Regions from separate parts of the Homo sapiens genome. Here region 2 is linked to region 1. A link is an interaction called in ENCODE POLR2A ChIA-PET data of the cell type or tissue named here. Cell type or tissue: Caco-2. All regions are shown on one strand.

Region 1 (2,500 bases):
TGTCCCTGTCTGCTACTGTCATCAGAGCTTTGGATGAGCTCTGGATGGTGTTGTTTACAGATCAACATGACCCACTACATCCAGCACCTGTCATTTGGGGAGGACTATCCAGGCATTGTGAACCCCCTGGACCACACCAATGTCACTGCGCCCCAAGGTACCAGCCCGGGAGGCAGCCCCCAGCCGCAGAAGGCCGGCCGGGCACCCATACCCAGTGCTTTGTTTTCCCCTCAGCCTCCATGATGTTCCAGTACTTTGTGAAGGTGGTGCCCACTGTGTACATGAAGGTGGACGGAGAGGTGAGTCAGGGAGCTCCCTACCAGAGTCTCCTGCGCGGTGCCAAGCACTGGAGTTCCTGCATTTCGTTCCGTCAGCCTGGGGAGTGAAAGCTGCCTCGTCCTCACATGGCGAATAAAAGACTGAGGCACAGAGAGGGTGGGGGATTTGCCCTCCCAGGCAGAGTGCAGGCCTGGGGCTGTTAGATTTAAAGCGCCTGCTCTTTCTGCTGCCCTCACCGCTTCTATCCGTTCCTCCGGTGCCCACCGTCTGCCTGCCTCACTGTTCTCTGTGGTCTGCCTGGGCTGGGGGTTAGGCAAGGCAAGTCTCTGTGTACCCGCTCCCAAGGCTGCCCTGGCCTGTGGAGCAGCATCTCAGCAGAGTGGCAGGATGCGAGGGGCTGAGGGCAGAGGAAGTCAGGTCAGCCTTGGTGCGTCTTTGGAGAGCTGCTTCTCAGCCTGGACCCCCGTGAGAACACCCACCAAATGCTGCCAGGATAGGTAAACTGTAAAGACTTGGCACCTGGAGGGGAAGGCTGAGGCCAAGACTAGGAGAGGGGGTCTGGCGGGCCAGGCCTTGCAGTGCAGGCCACTAGCACGGTGCTGTGTTCTCTCCTTACACGGCCAAGGCTCAACAGGAAAGGGGAAGGAGCAGGGGTGGGGCTGATGGTGGCTGGAGCCAGGTCCTAGCCCTAGCCCTGGCCCAGGCTCCCCTCCCACCCCAGGTACTGAGGACAAATCAGTTCTCTGTGACCAGACATGAGAAGGTTGCCAATGGGCTGTTGGGCGACCAAGGCCTTCCCGGAGTCTTCGTCCTCTATGAGCTCTCGCCCATGATGGTGAAGCTGACGGAGAAGCACAGGTGAGGATGGGGGCAAAGCGGCCTCTGGGGGCCTGGGCCTGAGGGAGGAGGATGCCTGCTGAGCCCACCCTCTCCTTCTACCAGGTCCTTCACCCACTTCCTGACAGGTGTGTGCGCCATCATTGGGGGCATGTTCACAGGTAAGAGGCCCAGGGCGTCTGTGAGCTGTGGGGTGGGGAGGGTAAAGCCTGGGTGCCCCAGGTTTGGTTGGGGGTGAAGGGGCAGATGCTGGCCTGGCCAGTTAAGTGACAAGGCTCTCAGCGTCAAAAGCCAAGGCCCCCACTGGGCCAGTGCCAGCCCTTGTCTCTCTCCCAGTGGCTGGACTCATCGATTCGCTCATCTACCACTCAGCACGAGCCATCCAGAAGAAAATTGATCTAGGGAAGACAACGTAGTCACCCTCGGTGCTTCCTCTGTCTCCTCTTTCTCCCTGGCCTGTGGTTGTCCCCCAGCCTCTGCCACCCTCCACCTCCTCGGTCAGCCCCAGCCCCAGGTTGATAAATCTATTGATTGATTGTGATAGTACTCACTGGTCTCCGTGTGATCCTTGCCATGGCCAGAGCCTCATCCTGGCCACTCATTGAAGGCAATTGTGACTGACAGATCGGGGCCCAGAGCCCTCGGGAGCCCCACATGGGCATCCCCTAGTTAACCGGGGTTTATTCAAACCAGGTTCATGTCCAGCCCACAGCCCTGTCCTGGGTCCCTCCTCCACTGTGGTCCTCAGGCCTCTCGGGTTCAGCCCCAGGGCTCAGATGGACCTTTTCAGCGTGAGCTTCCTGGAGCCACCATGGCCCCCAGGCTCATGAGTGATCAACCCCAGGCCACTAATTCAGGGCCCTGAGTGCATATTGGGGCTTGCCACTTCTTCATTGATGGGTAAAGCTGGGGCCGCTCTCCGCCACCCTGGGCTCAATACACCTGATCCTGTCACACTCACTGATCCCACTCTGTGCCAAACCCCACGCTGGCTCTCACTGCAGAGAGGAATCCCTCCAGGTCCTCTGCAGTCTAGATGGAAGCAAAACTGAACACTGAGGTGCGAAAGTAGCAGTCAGTGGCCATTCTGGAGCAGGGCCAGCACCAGACCCCTGGCTTGGAGCCTAATCAGGGTTTCCCATTAGAACTCTGGATCCATGTGGAGAACCAGGGCCCAGCAACCTCACCAGTCCACAGCCTAGGGAACCAGGGGTACCTAAACAGCCAGTCAGTTTATCAGATCATGTCTCGAATGTTGATGCAAGACTGTGGCAGGGGAAAAGCGAGAGAGAGGGGAAAGGAAGCGAAGTCAGGTAGTGACAGCAGAACTTTTAGCTCTGATGGAAGCCTCTCTCAGGGATGGTGAGGAATGGACAGGTTAATG
Region 2 (2,500 bases), 50 kb before region 1:
TATCTGTGTAGATGGTTCAGGTTGCATGGGACAGAGGGAGGATTTGGGAAGAGACCGGAAGACAGCAGGGGCCACACCTGTCAGGGCTTACAAGTCATGCTGAGGACCTGGGTGGTGGGAAGCAGATGAAGTTTTTGCAGCAGGGGAGTGATGTGATCAGACATACAGCTCACAAAGATTGCTCAGGCTGCCGTGTGGAGCAACAGCATGTCTGGAGAGACCCACTGGGAGGCTGTACTGGGAAGTCCAGGGGAGAGCTTGTGCCCTAAGATGGAAAGTGTGAATGGAGACATGTGGGTGGGTCTGAGAGGTAGGACTTGATTGGCTAAGAGGTGGGAGGAATAAAGAGAGGGCAGAAAGAAGTCAAAGATGACACTCAGGTTCCTGTTCATGAAGATGAAGAGAAGCAGGTGTGAGAAAGAGGAGTGGAATGAATGATGAGGTCAGTTTGGAAATGGAGGGAGGAGCCTGTTGGCAGGTCAGTAAAATGATCTGAAGCTGAAGGATGGAGTTGAAGCCAGAGACACTTTGGAGTCATCAGCAGTTAGAACAAATGGGTTTCTTGTAGGCAGAATGTTGAGTGAGAGAGGAAGTGGGCTTAGGAGAGGACTTCAGGGTGTATTATTTAACCTCAAGGTCAAGCACCGTGTCTTAGTCACCTTTGTACCCCCGGTACTGAGCACAAGACCTGCAGAGAGCAGGCAAACAGGAAAGCCAAGTTGGCTCAAGAGAGAGAGGCATCATCTCTTTTTCCAAAAGACGCCCAGTCCAATTTTCCAGGGAAATAGACTCTACATCCTGGTCCCTTGACTGGGCCCCAGAGAACCCCAGACACACAGTCCCCCAGAGAGTTCATTCTGGGAACTCACAAAGCTCTGCTCTTGGTGAAGGGCAATATGAGGAGAAGGAGGTCCATCTGTGAACTCCAAAGTTCACAGGGTTTGAAATACAGTAGTGCGGCTTATCAGCTGTGTAACCCCGGGTGAATGCCTTCACTCTGATCTTCAATTTCTCATCAGTAATATAGGCATTGGTGGTATGACATGGCATGATATGTATGAATTGCTTAGGAAGAAAGCACTAAGTGGACCTCCTTTCCTATGTTCAGGCCCATTCTTACAGGCACAGCAAAAGTAAGTTATGTAATTGGGCAGGAGGGCACTTCCCACCCATACTCTTGGGTTACTGAGCAGTATTCACTCAATAACATAACTCTGGTCAGAGTCACTTCACCCACTGCCACCTCCAAACACACAGGGTGAGACTCTTGTCTCAAAAAAACAAACTCATAAATGGCAGGACTGGAATGAGGTCTGAGTCATCTGCCTCTAGAGCGCAGGCTTTCTGTCACCAAGCTCTTCCTCTCTCCCAGGCAACCCACATCCACCTGCGTACACTTGTTTTCTCTTGTTCATCTCTTCTTGACTGTTATCATTTATGAACCACAGGGCACCTAGAAAGTATCTAGCATGAGGCTTCCCCATTTATCCAAAGGGACTTAACCTAAGGACTTGATCCATGTTTCATGGTGCATGTAGTCGTTTTATAAATGAGGAAATTGGGGTTTGGGGAGAGCTTGTGCTTTGACCAGAGTCATATAGCCACTGAGTGGCTATATGGGCCACTGGGTACGCCACAGGGCACCCAGCCCTGTGTGACTCGAGAGTCCATGCTGTTCCCACAGCACATCAGTGCTCTGAGTCATTGCTCAGCCTTCTAGGAGATGTGAAGTGAGCTGGGGGCTCTGATCCTAGCTTCCTTGCTAGCTCACCGCATATCCTTGAGAAGAGCCCCTCTGCTCCTTTGTTTTACCTATCTGTAAAATGAAGGTTCTGTACTAGAATGACTCAGAGCCTCTAGGAAAAATAAGACAAAAGCCTGAGGAGAACATTGAACCGCTGTTTGTGTGGAGGATGGGTTGGTCTGGATATGAGGTTGGCAAGGTGTGATTTTGCTCCATACCTCCGTACCCTAGGATGAACTGGAGCTCACCAGACGGGCTCTGGAGAAGGAGCGGCTACACAGCCCAGGTGCAACCAGCACAGCAGAACTGGGGTCCAGAGGGGAGCAGGGTGTGCAGCTGGGAGAGGTGAGCTGGGGGCTCTGGGGGAACAGGTGACCCAGCAGGGAGCTCCTGTCCAGGGGTTTGTCCCCTTCCCTTGGGAACTGGGTTCCTGAAGCTTAAACCTGCCAGATTGGTCTGTGTGTCCTCTGTCTGTTCCCTACCTGTCTTAGGGGCTGCCCAGGTGAGATTCACAGGTCTTTCCCACAGGTCTCAGGAGTGGAGGCTGAGCCTAGTCCTGATGGAATGGAGAAGCAGTCATGGAGACAAAGGCTTGAACACCTGCAGCAAGCAGTGGCCCGGCTGGAGATTGACAGGAGCAGGCTGCAGCGCCACAATGTCCAGCTGCGGAGTACCTTGGAGCAGGTGACCCCTCTTCTTGTCCAGTGGGCATGCATCTCCACTTCTCGTGTGGTCCCTAGAGCATAGGCTCAGTAA

Evidence for each region. Peaks named below come from ENCODE experiments on the same cell type or tissue, not always from the same donor. Only the 100,000 strongest peaks of a DNase experiment are listed, where the experiment ranks them.
Region 2: POLR2A ChIA-PET joins it to region 1 with 6 read pairs; 17 of 35 experiments call an interaction of 5 or more read pairs at or near these places.

What each region holds. Positions count from the first base shown.
Region 1 is chr20:35,555,973-35,558,472 of GRCh38, forward strand. It overlaps ERGIC3 (ERGIC and golgi 3), which reads left to right. Exons shown (of 13, transcript NM_015966.3): 9 at 61-157; 10 at 235-299; 11 at 1,001-1,137; 12 at 1,222-1,277; 13 at 1,453-1,662. The coding sequence ends at 1,532. Among named protein-coding and RNA genes, the nearest start is that of ERGIC3, 15 kb to the left of the region's middle. RefSeq lists a silencer at 2,052-2,233. In Caco-2, no CTCF peak of the experiment used is centred here; DNase peaks (open chromatin) are centred at 649, 1,189 and 1,509.
Region 2 is chr20:35,505,763-35,508,262 of GRCh38, forward strand. CEP250 (centrosomal protein 250) reads left to right here. Exons shown (of 35, transcript NM_007186.6): 31 at 1,976-2,089; 32 at 2,273-2,428. Among named protein-coding and RNA genes, the nearest start is that of CEP250-AS1, 16 kb to the left of the region's middle. In Caco-2, no CTCF peak of the experiment used is centred here; no DNase peak of the experiment used is centred here.